Regions from separate parts of the Homo sapiens genome. Here region 1 is linked to region 2. A link is a loop called in an ENCODE intact Hi-C map of the cell type or tissue named here. Cell type or tissue: heart right ventricle. All regions are shown on one strand. Region 1 holds the start of PLEKHA7 (pleckstrin homology domain containing A7). Region 2 has its middle 11 kb from the start of SNORD14A.

Region 1 (8,000 bases), 49 kb before region 2:
CTGTTTCTTAAAATTTTTTCAAAAATTAAAATGTTTTAATCTGCTAAATATGAGGAGCAACTGAATACATCCTGTAAAACCTCACACAACTTTCCTGTGCAAGGAGCCATTAGGAAAAATAAAATCAGCCATGTCAATGCTTTGTCGCTCTCACTTTATGAGCCAGATTAGAGGAGGCTCCTGCCCTCAACACAAAAATCAAACATTCAGAAATGCTCACGGCAAAGCTAAGAAATCAGACAACAGTAAAACATTTTTCATGTGGGGGGCGGGGGATGAGGGAGAGAACAATTACTCCCAAAACCCTTAAGTCTCTCAAAAAATTGTCACAGAAGGACGTCAGAAGTACAATCACCTGCCACAGGGCCCTGCCTTTGAGGGTAGGGAACACTGTCACACATTGCTTTTTCTAGGCCTGGGAGGAGTCAGCCAAGGCCCTGGGGGCACAGGAGCTCACTGTAGGAAAATCATTAGGGACCTCACAGACAAGTTACCATGGAAGAGTCAGCAAAGGTGTGGAAGGCTGTGCTCCAGCCTCCAGAGTCCCACACGCGGCCTCACACACCCAGCCCAAGGCTGCACCTGGTACTTTGGGACACTTGCAGCCCTTCCTCCCGCCAAATGAATGATGGGCCCTGCCCCTGGGTGACGCTAGTGAGATGCAGGCCATGGATCCCATCCCTCTCACCTTCTTAGAAACACTGCTCCAGCAACTGCCCCGTCTCTTTACTGCAGCATCGACTTCTTCCTCTCAGTGGGATCATTCCCATCAAAACAAACATGCTGTACAATCTCCCACCAAAAAAAAGAACCCTCCCTCAAACCCACATCCTCTCCAATTACCGGCTAATGTCTCAACTCCACTTTGCAACAAAACTACCTGGAAGATTTGCCTAACTGACTCCCTGTCTTCACCCCGTGTTTTATCTTCCACCTACTCCAGTCAGATTTTGTCCTTTAAGGCTTCTGTGACCATGCATTCTCCTGGGGTTTCTCCTACCTTCTCAGTCCTTCTCAGTCTCCTTGCTGGCTTCACCTCTCACCCCTCTAAACACTGCTTTGACCATCCAAAGCCTCAGAACATCTCTCTTCTGTCTGTACTCTCTTCCTAGGGGATTTCATCTAATCCCATGGCCTTGAATAACATCTATTATACCCAATGGGTCTCTTCTGTCCTCTCTCCCCACCAAGCTTCAGATCACACTATCTGACATACTCATATCTCAAATGTAAGATGGCAAAACAAGATCTCATGATTCTCCTCCACCCCAAACCGGCTCTTCCCATCTCAACGATATGAATGCTATCCACTCAGGTGCCCAAGCCCTGAGGAGTCATCTTTGCCTCTTCTCTTTCTCCCACAGACTATTCAGTCCATCATGAAGGTGTGAAGAGCCTATTTCCTAAACACAGCCTGAATGTGACCACTACTCCCTGTCTACTGTGCTACCACCCTCAGGCAAGCCACTTCTAACTCCTGCCTGGAAGAGGGCAACAGCCTCAGCTGCTCTCCTGCCTCCCCCTGCAGTGGCCACCTACAATCCAATCTCCTCACAGTGATCGTTCTAAAAACACACACCAAATCATGCCATTTCCCTGCTTAAAACCCTCCAATGACGTTTCACTGGGCTTAGAATAAAGTATGAAAATTCCTCACCCCGGCTCACAAAGCTTTGCGGCATTTACCTTTCTCCTACCTGTGACCTCTCCTCATGCCACTTTCTCCCTTGTGCACCACATTCCAGCCTTCCTGCTCCTTAAACTCCAAGCTCTTTTCTGCCTTAAGCCCTTGCCCTGGCTGTTCGCTCTTCCCGAAATGCTTTGCCAACTCATCATCACATGATGTCTCCTTCTTGTCATTCAAATTTTACTTTAAATGTTGCCTATTCAGAAACACCATCCCGATCTCCCAGTACAACCAAGCCACCCAGTCACTCCATGTCACATCACCTTATTTTAACTTTCTGCACAGTAGTAACCACGATCTGATATTATTATTTGTGTTTTTTACTTATTTTCTACTCCCTTCCCTCTCCTATTAGATTGCAAGCTCCATGAGCACCTAGAACTTTTCTGTTTTTTGTTCCCAATGCCTAGAACAACGTGTGAACGTGTGGCACACAGGAAAATTGTAATAACATCAACTGATGCAGTTATGAGCCAGAGAGGCCCACTGACAGCAAGACTCTGATGGCCCCAGCCAACTCCCCAACTTCACATACACACATATGAGGCAGGGCAATAGAACCGCAGCAAGGCCCTAGTCCTTAGGTCTGTAAATCTCACCCATCAGTATTTTCAACTATTATGCAAGAACCCAAACCAGAAAAGGAGGTTCCGGGGTTTTCTTGAAATAGGCTGCTTTATTCCTAACAGTAGTAGTTCTGACTCACAGTCGCCGAGGTACACCCAGTCAGTACTAGTCAGACCACCGTCCAGACCTTTGGCGAGCTGATTCATTCAGTGAACAAACATTTACCGAGTGCCTACTTGCTGTCCGGCACTGGGGCAAGGGGTCAAAGGCAGTGTCTGGCCTCCCGGAGCTCAGCAGGCAGAGGGAAACACGCTGCAACACAGACTCCCGCCGGAGTGGGAAAGCAAAGCCTGTACTGGCATAGGAGCCTGACCCGCGCCTTCACTTACTGCGCCCCAATCTGACATGGACTGATCCTACAGACCCAGGGTAACCTGGCTGGTGCGCCAACACTCCGGGGCTTTTGCGGAAAAGTCGCCCGTGGACTAACGGAAGCACCAGCAATCCCCCGGTTCAGCTCCGGCCGAAGAGACGCGGAGCGCTCGAGGAAAGTCATTGGTTGACCAGTTCCCTTCCCCACCCCCTCCCTCCCCGCAGGCCCGCGCAGTGGATGGAGGCCGGGGGCGAGGTTCCGACTCTCCAAGACCATCCCAGAGCCTGCGGCGGGAGAGGGGGCGTCCTCCTAAGCGAGATTCCCCTAGTCTCTCCCTCTCCCCACTCCAACCCCGCAGGCCCACACCAGGACAGAACTTCTCGTTCTACTCCTCCCACCCGAGCCCATCCAGGTCCCGGCACTCGCCTCTCCCGGCGGGGCGCAGCCCCAGACCCTAGAGGGGAGGCGTGCCCAGCCCGCACACCAGCACCCGAATCCAGCCGGATTGCAAGGTCCAGGGCGCAGAGTCTGCGGCCTCTTCCCCCCCGGCCCAGGTCCCCAGCGTAGGTGCGGCCCCCACCGCCTTCCTCTCGGAGGCCGCCAAACAACTTGGGCACACAAAACGTTGAGTGTGGCCGCGGCGCAGCGCGCGCCAACGAGCCCGGGCCGGCGGGAGCAGAGGAAGGGCGGGGCGCCCGGCGGGAACGGGGAGGGACCCCCCCCCCGCGGCACAGGTGCGAGCGCGGCGGCCCCACTCACTCACTCGATGAAGTAGCTGGCGCCCTCCTCCGTGAAGCCCTCCTCCCAGCCGCGGGGCAGGTCTGCGGAAACGCCAGAAAAGTCGGGTCAAACTTGGGCCGCCGCTGCGCGCGCCCCCCACCCGCCGGCCCGGCGCCCACCTGAGCGGATCATGTGGCCCGAGTTGACGGGCTCCCCGGTGCGCGGATGCAGCCAGGTCGTGCAGCGGAGCTGGTCACTGCGGGCAGAGAGGTGCACCTGTTAGCGCCGCCACAGCCCGCCGGGTGCCCGCCCGGCCCCCGCCCCCGCGCCCCCACCCGCGTCCCCGCGTCCCCGGGTCCTCGCGCCGCACTTGATGAAGAAGACGCGGCCATCCCGGCACACCCCGTAGGACCAATGCTCAGGTAAAGTGTCCCGCCCGACCGTCGCCGCCGCCATGTTCGCCGAGCGCGGAGCCGCCGCGGGGTGGGGGGGAGGGGGCGGGGGCGCGGGCAGGGGCGGAGGCGGGGGCGGTGGCGGGGGCTCGGCCTGCGCGTGGCCCGGCGGCGCCGCGAGGCGCTCCATCCAGGCGCGGGCTCCTGAGGGAGCGACCGCCCGGCCGGGTCCTGGCGCCCGGAGTTCGCAGCCGCTCCGGCCAACCCAGCGCAGTGCCCGCGGCCTTTGTCCCCGAGCCTTCCCCGCCCCCAGCCTGCTGGCACCGGCGCTCCCCTTTGCCCCCGAGGCCGGGAGACCCGGGCGGCGCGGGGGGCCGCTGGCGGGGGCCGCTGGCGGGCGCGCCTGGGCAGCTTCGGGGCGCGCGGTTGGACCCGACCAACTCCGAAAACGGCGAGCGCCCGAACGCTCAGTAAACCCCAGCCGACCCGCACCACAGAACTTCCCGACCCGGGAACTCCGCTTGTGTGTGAACCAAGTTAACACTCAGGTTCCTGCCATATTCCCAGCCTCCTTCTCTTCCCCTGTAAGGTTAATCGAGTCCACACGGGATTGTTGTGTAGATTAAATGAAGTAACAATCGCATAAAGTGCTTAACCGGACCATGGCATGTAGTAGGTGCTCTATCAACGGCAGGCCGAGCGCGATTTCATTTTCCCAAGTTTTCAGCTGGGATGTGAAACAGGAGGGAGCAGGGTTACCGCCACACACCACTGAGGTTGCAGGGATCGCAAGCTCTTGCCTTCAGTTTCTGTCAAGTAACAGAAAAAAGGGGTTTTGAGGGCTCGGCAGCACGTCCATCTCTGGAAGAGCGGTGGCCAGGCGGGGCCTCTAGGGGGCCCTGCAAAGCTCTTTGCAGTGGCGGCACCCTCTCATATTCGGGTCTTTACTCCTATCTTATCTCCTCGGGGAGCCCTCCCTGAGCCCTCTGCAAAGAAAATCCTTCCCCTCCTTCCCTCGCTATTTCATTACTTGTTTACATTTAATTGATATTTGTGTTTGTCTTGTTTGTTGTATATTAGTTCCAACATGTCAGCTGGATGAGAGAAGGGGCTTTGATCTACCTCATACACTGCCTGGTCTCCAATGCCTGGAACAGCACCTGACTCATGTATGCATTACGCATTCAATAACTGTAGGATGGGGTGGGGCACGGTGGCTCAGGCCTGTAATCCCAGCACTCTTGGAGGCCGAGGCGGGTGAATCACTTGAGGTCAGGAGTTCTATTCCAGCCTGGCCAACATGGTGAAACCCCGTCTCTACCAAAAAAATACAAAAGCTAGCCGGGCGTGGTGGCGGGCGCCTGTAATCCCAGCTACTCAGGAGGCTGAGGCGGGAAAATCGCTTGAACCAGGGAGGCAGAGGTTGCAGTGAGCCGAGATCGCGCCGCTGCCCTGCAACCTGTGCAACAGCGAGACTCAGTCTAAAAAAAAAAACTGCAGGATGAGTGAATGAAACATACTCCACACTCAGACTCCCGGCCACACACACACACACACACACACACACACACTGAGCAAAGACAGAGCAGCAGCTGGGCTCCAGCTGTTGTCAGGCCCAGCCTTCTCGGGACATAGGCTCTGATTGATGGGAGGAGGCGCGCCTGAAAGTGAGACTGTATGCAATGTGAGCACTAGTTATTCAGAAAGGTGCCCAAACAGGTGGAATTAGGCTGGACCCTGAAGGACTGGTTAGGTTTGACTGGGAAAAGAGCACTCCAGAGGGGAGGGATGGGAGAGCATGCACATAATTTTGGGAGGGCTGTGAGATGTTGATGAGACCATAAAGGGGCCCTTCCTTGGGAACAGACAGTGGTGTTGGGGAAGGAGGCATTTATGAGTTAGAAGAGGTAACTGGTTGCAGAGGACGGGGGACACCTGTCTGAAGGAACCTCCTGCCTCTGAGGAGGTTGTTGAGCAAATGAAAATAGGAAAGCGGTGTTTTGCTAGCTAAACATTGATTTTAAATAATACATTAAATGGGCAAAGGGTATGAACCCACAGTTAATAGAAAAGTAATACAGATAACTTTTAAGCAAATGAAAAGATACTGAGCCACTTCATAATAGAAGAACTGCAACTTACGGTGAAATACTATTTTTTTAGATGTCAGATTGGAAAAGATAAATTAGAAAAGATATTGGCCAGGCGTGGTGGCTCACGCCTGTAATCCCAGCACTTTGGGAGGCTGAGGCGGGTGGATCGCTTGAGATCAGCAATTCGAGACCAGCCTGGCCAACATGGTGAAACCTTGTCTCTACTAAAAACACAAAAATTAACTGGGCATGGTGGTGCATGCCTGTAATCCCAGCTACTTGGGAGGCTGAGGCAGGAGAATCACTTGAACCCTAGAGGTGGAGGTTTCAGTGAGCAGAGATCACGCCACTGCACTCCAGCCTGGGTGACAGAGTGAAACTCTGTCTCATAAAAGAAAGAAAGAAAAGATATTGTAGAGAAAGACATTCTTGTTCATTGTTGATGGGACTTTAAAATGTTTGAGCCTCTTCGAAGGCAATTTGGCACAGCTATTCCAACCTCAATGTCTTGACCTAGCAATTTCATGTCAGGAATTTATCCTACATTAGTGCTTACATGGGGCACAAATTCCAGTGTACTAGAGTATTCACTGCAGCATTGTCAGTAATTACAAAGAACTGGAAATAACCTTAATGTCTATCAAAAAAGACCTGGTTGATTAAACTGGCACATTCCTCAACAACAACAACAACAAAAACAGAATGCTATGCAAGCTGTAAAAAAGAATGAGAATAGATCCCTACGTACTGATATAGAATGGTCTGTAAGATATTAAATGGGCCAGATGCAGTGGCTTGTACCTATAATCCCAGTACTTTGGGAGGCTGAAACATGAGGATGGCTTGAGTCCAGGAATTCAAGACCAGCCTGGGCAACATGGCAAAACTCCATCTCTACAAAAGATACATTAGCCAGGCATGGGGCGCATACCTATAGTTACAGCTACTTGGGAGGCTGAGGTGGGAGGATCACTTGAGCCCTGGAAGTTGAGGCTTCAATGAGCTATGATTGGGCCACTACACTCTATTCTGGGTGACAGAGCAAGACATCATCTCTAAATAAATAAATAAATAAAGTGAAAAGGCAGGCTACAGTACTGTGCATGTGATATGCTACTGTTAACATACAGATATAGTCCCTACACTGTCAAGAATCAGGTAAAGTGATTGCCTCTGAGGAGGGAAACTCTAATAGGAATGGTACGAGATTTACTTTACCTTGTTTCCCCTTTCATACTGTTTGATCTTTTTATCATTTAAAACATATACATATAGATACATAGAATAATACAATTCATTAATAGGTCCAATAAGAGACACACTGAAATTATCTCAATAAATGCCAAAATATGTAATCAATAAAACTCAATGCCTATCACTGATTTTCAAAATTATATGTTAGAAACTAAAATAAAAAATAGTGACAAAAGAGTATGCAGAGAAACTTTATGTCTCATACATTGCTAGTGGGATGTAAAATGGTACAGCCACTCTGAAGAATAGTTTGGCAGTTTCTTTAAAAAGGAAACTTTTTTTTTTTTGAGCCAGAGTCTCACTCTGTCACCCAGGCTGGAGTGCAGCAGCACAATCTCAGCTCACTGCAACCTCTGTCTCCTGGGTTCAAGCAATTCTCCTGCCTCAGCCTCCCGAGTAGCTGGAATCACAGGCATATGCCACCAAGCCCAGCTAATTTTTGTGTTTTTAGCAGAGTCAGGGTTTCACCATGTTGGCCAGGCTGGTCTTGAATTCCTGACCTCAAATGATTCACCCACCTCAGCCTCCCAAAGTGCTGGGATTACAGGTGCAAGCCACTGAGACCAGCCAAAAACTAAACACTTACTTACCATATAACCCAGTATTCACACTCCTAGGCATTTATCCCAGAAAAATGAAACATTTTTCCACATAAAAACTTGTACATAATTATTCACAGCAACTTTACTTGTAATAGGGAAAAACTGGAAATAAGCAAATGTCCTATGATAGGTAAATGGTTAAACAACTGTGATATATCTATACCATGGAATAAAACTCAGTAATGAAAAGGAATTGATACATACAACTTGGATGGATCTCAAGACATTATGTTGAGAAAAAAAAAAAGCCAATCTGAAAAGGTCTATAATGTTCTCAAAATATATTTTTTTTAAATGTAGAGATGGCGAACT
Region 2 (8,000 bases):
GACTCTATGTAATGATAAAGAGGTCAATTCAGCAAGAGGATACAACAATTTAAAATATATATGCACATAATACTGGAACACCCAGATATGCAAAGCAGACATTATTAGAGCTGAAGAGAGAGATAGGCTCCAATACAATAATAGTTGGAGATTTCAACACCCCTCTTTCAGATTTGGACAGATCTTCCAGACAGAAAATCAAGAAAGAAACATCAGACTTAATCTGCACTATACACCTAATGGATCTAACAGATATTTACAAAACATTTTGCCCAATGACTGCAGGATACACATTCTTTTCCTCAGCACATGGATCATTCTCAAGGATAGGCCATATGTTAGGTCACAAAACAAGTCTTAAAACATTGAAAAAAAAATTGGCTGGGCACAGTGGCTCACACGTATAATCCCAGCACTTTGGGAAGCTGAGGTGGGCGGATTACTTGAGGTCAGGCGTTCGAGACCAGCCTGGCCAACATGGTGAAACCCCATCTCTACAAAAATACAAAAATTAGCCAGGTGTGGTGGTGTGGATCTGTAATCCCAGCTGCTTGGGAGGCTGAGGTAGGATAATAGCTTGAACCCAGGAGGCAGAGCTTGCAGTGAGCCGAGATTTTGCCACTGCACTCCAGCCTGGGTGACAGAGCAACACCCTGTCTCAAAAAAAAAAAAAAAAAAAAAAAATTGAAATAATATCAAGCATATTCTCTGACCACAATGGAATAAAAATAGAAATTAATAGCAAGAATAGTTTTGGACACTATACAAATACACAGAAATTAAACAATGTTTCAGATGTCTTGGAGCACTGAAAAAAAAAAAAAAAAAAAAAAGAAACAACATTCTCTTGAATGTGCCAGTAGGTCAAAGAAGAAATTAAGAAGGAAACTTAAAATTTCCTTGAAACAAATGATAATGGAAACACAAGATACCGAAACAATACTAAGAGGGAAGTTTACAGCTATAAGTGCCTACGTTAAAAAAAAAAAAAAAAAAAAAAACACCTAATGCATCTTAAAGAACTAGAAAAGCAAGAGCAAACCAAATGCAAAATTAGTAGAAGAAAAGAAATAATGAAGATCAGAGCAGAAATAAATGAAATTGAAATAAAGAAAACAATACAAAAGATCAATGAAACAAAAAGTTGGTTGTTTGAAAAGTTAAACAAAATTGACAACACTTTAGCCAGACTAAGAAAAAAAAGAGAGAAGGGGCAGGCATGGTGGCTCATGCCTATAATCCCAGCACTTTGGGGGACTGAGGTGGGTGGATCATTTGAGGTCAGGAGTTCAAGACCAACCTGGCCAACATGGTAAAAACCCATCTCTACTAAAAGTGCGAAAATTAGCTAGGTGTGGTGGCACACGCATGTAGTCCCAGCCACTCAAGTGGCTGAGGCACAAGAATTGCTTGAACCTGGAAGGTAGAGGTTGCAGTGAGCCAAGATCACGCCACTGCACTCCAGCCTGGGCAACAGGGTGAGAGTCTGTCTCAAAAAAATAAAAAATAAAAAAGAGAGACTCAGATAAATAAAATCAGAAATGAAAAAGGAGACATTATAACTGATACTGAAGAAATTCAAAGGATCATTAGTGGCTACTACGAGCAAGTATATGCCAATAAATTGGAAAATCTAGAATAAATGGACAAATTCCTAGACAGATACAACCCACCAAGATTGAACCAGGAAGAAATCCAAAATCTGACAGATCAGTAACAGATAACAAGTTGAAAGCTGTAATAAAAAGTCTCCCAGCAAAGAAAAGCCCAGAACCTGATCCCTACCCTGCTGAATTTTACCAAGCATTTAAAGAAAAACTAATACCAATTCTACTCAAAGTATTCCAAAAAATAGTAAGAGGGGGGAATACTTCCAATCTCATTCTATGAGGCTAGTATGACCCTGATACCAAAACAAGACAAAGACACATCAAAAAAATAAAACTACAAGCTAGTACCTCTTATGAATATTAATGCAAAGATCCTCAAAAAACACAAGCAAATTCAGCAATATATTAGAAAGATCATTCATCATGACCAAGTGGGATTTGTCCCTGGGATGCAAGGATGGTTCAACATATGCAAATCAATTAATGTGATATATCATATCAACAGAATGAAGAATAAAAACAGTATGATCACTTCAATTGATGCTGAAACAGCATTTGATAAAATTTAACATCCCTTCAAGATAAAAACCCTCAAAAAAACTGGAATAGAAGGAATATACCTTAATATAATAAAAGCCCTATGTGACAGACAGCTAATATCATACTGAAAGCCTTTCCTCTAAGAACACAATGAGGATGCCCACTTTCATCACTGTTACTCAACATAGTACTGGAAGTCCTAGCTAGAGCAGTCAGACAAGAGAAAGAAATAATGGGCATCCAAATTGAAATGGAAGAAGTCAAATTATCCTTATTTATAGATGATATAATCTTATATTTCAAAAAAACCTAAAGACTCCACAAAAAACCTATTAGAAGTGATAAAAATTCAATAAATTTGCAAGATATAAAATCGACATACAAAAATTAGTAGCATTTCTACATGCCAACAATGAACAATCGGAAAAAGAAATTAAAATGTAATGCCATTTACAATAGCCACAAATAAAATTAAATACCTAGGAATTAACCAAAGAAGTTAAAGATCTCTATAATGAATATCATAAAACACTGATGAAAGAAACTAAAAAGGACACCAAAAAAATGGAAAAATATTCCACGTTCATGGATTGGAAGAATCAGTATTATTAAAATGTCCATACTACCCAAAGCAATCTACAGATTCAATGCAATCCCTATCTGAACCCTCTCCTCAGTGAGTGATTGTGTGAGTCCAGGCAGTGCTTCTCAAACTTTAATGGGCATCAGAATTCCCTACAGTTTGTTAAAATACAGATTCCCTTCCCTTGATTGTGTGGTTCTGTATGAGGCCTGAGATTCTGTTTTTCTTGTTTGTTTGTTTGTTTGTTTGTTTTTGAGACAGGGTCTCACTCTGTCGCTAAAGCTGGAGTGCAGTGACACGATCACGGCCCACTGCAGCCTCCATCTCCCAGGCTCAAACTATCCTCCTGCCTCAACCTCCCGAGTAGCTGGGACTACAGGTGTGCACCACCATGCCCAGCTAAGAGATTCTGCATGTTTAATAAGTTATATTCCCACCAGGTGATTCCGTTGAAGGAAGTTCCAGACTACACTTTGAAAAATGCTGCTCTAAGAGAATATGTGTCTGGAAGTTCTGAGAGACATGGAAGGGAGCAGGTGACCCGAGGTACATGTGTATAACATTTCTTTCTTTTTTTGTGTGTGAGATGGAGTCTCGCACTGTCACCCGGGCTGGAGTGCAATGGTGCAATCTCGGCTCACTGCAACCTCCGGCTCCTGGGTTCAAGCAATTCTCCTGCCTCAGCCTCCCGAGTAGCTGGGATTACAGGTGCCCGCCACCAAGCCCGGCTAATTTTTTATATTTTTAGTAGATATGGGGTTTCACTATGTTGGCCAGGCTGGTCTTAAACTCCTGACCTCGTGATCTGCCTGCCTCGGCCTCCCAAAGTGCTGGGATTATACGTGTGAGCCACTGTGCCCGGCCAACATGTGTATAACATTTCTAGAAAAATATGCAAAAAAACATTGTTAGCTTCTGAAAAGGAGGCTAGAAGTTCTGGTGTACGGGTAAGACCTGTTTTATATTTTAAAAAACTTTAATATTTTTTTCACCTTAAGCATGTACTACTTTCTTAGTTTAGAAACATTTAGCACATTGCCCAACAAAGAGTAGGTGCTCAGTAAGTAAAAGTTATTTTCTTTTTTGTCCTCTACCCAAACATTTGCTGCCCTTTCTCTTCCTCATTTCCTCCCCACCAGCAGTATTCCCATTCATGTCTTTGATTAATAAATATCAATGGAATACATATCATGTGCTAGGCACTGTTCTAACAGTATAGCTGCATACACACAACAGACACAGTTCTTGCCTGCAAGGAGCTTACATTCTAGTGCTCTCTTGTCCCCACCTTGGCACATTTTGATTCATGAATTCCTGCCTCCTTAGCTTTGTACAGGCCATGCCCTCACACAAACCTAAAGTACCCTTTCCAACTCCCCTCCTTCAGAACAGTACCTAAATTCTCCCTGAAGCTTTCCCTGAACCCCAGTGACATCCCCATGGGAGGCTTGATGGGAGCTCTGGACCAGGCTTCTGCTGCCCTCTGGTGGGGCTTCCTGGTGGCTCAAGGGCCAGTGCCCTGGGGACCTCTACTCTAGGGCCTGCCTCTCTCCACCTGGCATCTACGCAGTCTTGGGTGGGCCAGGCCCAGGGGATCTGTGTACCCAGAGTACACTGACTTCCCTGGACCTGGCTCAGACGTATGATCTGTGTGTCCCTAACTCTGAGCCAGACTGTCCCTAAAGGCCACAGTCTTTGTAGAGGCAATGCGGTATGGGACAGTAAGTAGTGCCACTGCCCGGGGGTGCTGGTAGTTGGGGAGGGAGGGAGGGTAGGGAAGTGGGGGAGGAGACACCAGGTAAAATAGCTTTAACAGAATTATCTTTTATTTCTTCCTTTTTTTTTTTTTTTTTTTTGAGACAGAGTCTCTCTCTGTTGTCCAGGCTAGAGTGCAGTGGTGTGATCTCAGCTCACTGCAACTTTCACCTCTTGGGTTCAAGCGATTCTCCTGCCTCAGCCTCCCAAGTAGCTAGGATTACAGGCATGAGCCACCAGGCCTGACTAATTTTTGTATATTTAGTAGAGACAGGGTCTCACCATGTCCCTGTGCCCAGGCTGGTCTTGAACTCCTGACCTCAAATGATCCACCTGCCTTGGCCTCCCAAAGTCCTGGGATTACAGGCATAAGCCACTGCACCTGGCCTTATCCTTTCTTTTATTCTTTGTTTTTATCTTGTGCCAAAAGCAACTGATACTCTTACAGAAACGTCAGAAAATAGAAACATGCAAAAGAATGATTCAAACAAATCCCATAATCCCACCTAGAGACAATTTCTTTTCACACCTGGAGCAAGAACAAAGAGGAAAGGGCAACTAGGCCAGGAGCCAGGAGGCCTGGACTCTAGTCCTTGTCATCCCTCCCACTGTGTGACCCTGAGCAAGTCCCTTCTTGGAGTCTAACTCACCCATACACAAAATGAGGACTGAATTAAGTACCTACTTGGTTTACTCTTCTGTGATTCTAAGTCAGGGGTCCCAATCCTAGATGCCTTTTAAAAATACAGATGTCTGGTTCCCCACTCCCAACCCACTCCCCATCCTAGCAGATTTCTGCTTTCCCAGACAGAGCTCAGGAATCTCTATCTATCTATCTATCTATCTATCTATCTATCTATCTACCTACCTACCTACCTACCTACCTACCTACCTATGTATCCATCTCTTCTTCTTCCCTTTCTGGAGTAAAGGAATCAATTTTTAAAAAATATTTTTTAGTGACCGGGTGCAGTGGCTCATGCCTGTAATCCCAGTACTTTGAGAGGCCGAGGTGGGTGGATCACCTGAGGTCAGGAATTCAAGACCAGCCTGGGCAACATACATAGTGAAACCCCCTCTCTACTAAAAATGCAAAAATTAGCTGGGCATGGCGACATGTGCCTGTAATCCCAGCTAATTGGGAGGTTGAGGCATAAGAATCGCTTGAACCCGGGAGGCAGAGGTTGCAGTGAGCCAAGATTGTGCCATTGCATTCCAGCCTGGGCCACAGAGCAAGACTCCGTCTCAAAAAAAAACCAAAACTGTTTTTACTTTTCAGAGACAGAGTCTTGCTCTGTGGTCCAGGCTAGAGTGTAGTAGTGATCTTCCTGCAGCTTTGATCTCCCAGGCTTAAGCAATCCTCCCATCTCAGCCTCCTGAGTAGCTGGGACTATAGGCATGTGCCACCATGAGTAATTTTTTTTTTTTTCCCCCTGAGATGGAGTCTTGCTCTGTCACCCAGGCTGGAGTGCAATGGTGCAATCCCAGCTCACTGCAACCTCCGCCTCCTGAGTTCAAGCAATTCTCCTGCCTCAGCCTCCCAAGTACCTGGGATTACAAGTGCCCGCCACCATACCTGGCTAATTTTTTTGTATTTTTAGTGGAGATGGGGTTTCACCACATTGGCCAGGCAGGTCTTGAACTCCTTACCTCGTGATCCGCCCACCTCGGCCTCCCAAAGTGCTGGGATTACAGGTATGCGCCACCGCACCTGGCCTAATTTTTTTATTTTTTGTTGAGACAGAGTCTTACTATTTTGCCCAAGCTAGTCTCACACTCCTGAACTCAAACGATCCTCCCACTTCAGCCTCCCAAAGTGCTGGGATTACAGGCATGAAGGAATCAGTATTTTAGGATGGGCACGGTGGCTCATACCTGTAATCCCGGCACTTTGGGAGGCCAAGGCTGGCGGATCACTTGAGACCAGGAGTTTCAGACTAGCTTGGCCAACATGATGAAACCCCCTCTCTACTAAAAACACAAAAATTAGCCAGGCATGGTGGCATTCACCTGTAGTCCCAGCTACTCAGGAGGCTGAGGCAGGAGAATTGCTTGAACCCAGAATGGGGAGACTGCAGTGAGCCGAGATTGCACCACTGCATTCTAGCCTGGGCAACAGAGCGAGACTCTGTCTCAAAAAAATAAATAAATAAATAAATCAGTATTTTAGGCCAGGAGCAGTGGCTCACACCTGTAATCCCAACACTTTGGGAGGCTGAGGCAGCAGGATCACCTGAGGTCAGGAGTTCGAGACTAGCCTGGCCAACATGGTGAAACCCCATCTCTACTAAAAATAGAAAAATTAGCCGGGTGTGGTGGTGGGTGCCTGTAGTCCCAGATACTCGGGAGGCTAAGGCACGAGAATCACTTGAACCCAGGAGGCAGAGGTTGCAGTGAGCTAATGCCACTGCACTCCAGCCTGGGCAACAGAGTGAGACTCGGTCTCAAAAGGAAAAGAAATCACTATTTTTAAAAGTCTTCTGGGAGTATCCCAGTGAATGCCTCCTGGTCAAGAAGCATTGGTGGATATCTTTCTAGATATTTGTATGTTTGTGCATAATTTTTTTTAACAAAACTGGAATTATTGTATATATGTTAATATATTGAGGTACATTTCATACCTTAATTTAAGCAGCCCACTAATCAGTTAGGCAGTTCCAATTTTGTACTATTACAAATATTGAAAAAACAGTAAAAGTGGGCTAAAAAACAAATTACAAATAATTAGGGAAAACCCCTGAAAAGTTCAGGAAAAGGACAAAAATGCTTAAAAACTTAAAGCATTGAAAATTGCTTGATAAAGCATGAGAATGACCAACATTATATATATTTAAAAAAACAACAACTGGGAAATACTCATTTTCAATCAAATCATTGTTTCAATCAAAATGTTGTATTCACCAGAATGCTTTCAGAAAAATTGCTTTCAGTCCAATCATATGCTTCTGTGGGAGGCAGCCAGCAAGAGCTTCCTTCCAGCTCCCACGAAGTCCTTGGAAAAGGTTTGGGATCCCCACTGCCAGCAGTTCTAACTGGGAAATAAACATCAGACCAACCGCTGTGCATGTACCCAGCAAGGATCTGCTGATTATCTTATGTGCCAGGCTCTGTGCTGGGCACTGGGAATATGAGGCAACCAAGACAGTTTCTGCCATCCTCCCCAACAGGGGCTCACAGTCCAGTCTGGTAGGGCAGACAGACACATCCACAGGTAATTCCAGTACAGGCTGAGATGAGATGAGAGCAGGGAGGCATGGCAAATGGGGAAAGGCAAGTGAAAGCTTCTGCCCTGTCCCTCCAGCAGCCGTAGGACCATAGAAACACAGCCTCTTTCTCCTCAACAAAATGTTCTCCTTACTTTTGCTATGAAACAAATTACCCCAAAAACCTAGTGGTTTAAAACAATCATTTGATTATGCTCAAGGATTCTGTAGGTCAAGAATTCAGGGCTAGGTGCAGTGGCTCATGCCTGTAATCCCAGCATTTTGCGAGGCCAAGGCAGGATAACTGCT

What was found. A loop is a pair of places that touch in the nucleus more often than their neighbours do. Peaks named below come from ENCODE experiments on the same cell type or tissue, not always from the same donor. Only the 100,000 strongest peaks of a DNase experiment are listed, where the experiment ranks them.
Region 1: a loop joins it to region 2, with 3 times the contacts of the local background. A loop is called at or near these places in 23 of 110 quality-filtered maps.

What each region holds. Positions count from the first base shown.
Region 1 is chr11:17,010,599-17,018,598 of GRCh38, forward strand. PLEKHA7 (pleckstrin homology domain containing A7) reads right to left here and starts at 3,816. Exons shown (of 27, transcript NM_001329630.2): 1 at 3,718-3,816; 2 at 3,527-3,603; 3 at 3,391-3,448. The coding sequence starts at 3,803. RefSeq lists an enhancer at 1,578-2,339 and a silencer at 2,224-2,518. In heart right ventricle, a CTCF peak has its summit at 4,621 (motif pointing right); DNase peaks (open chromatin) are centred at 2,848 and 5,303; H3K4me3 peaks cover 2,690 bases.
Region 2 is chr11:17,059,381-17,067,380 of GRCh38, forward strand. No RefSeq gene overlaps it. Among named protein-coding and RNA genes, the nearest start is that of SNORD14A, 11 kb to the right of the region's middle. In heart right ventricle, CTCF peaks have their summits at 4,214 (motif pointing left) and 4,416; a DNase peak (open chromatin) is centred at 4,221.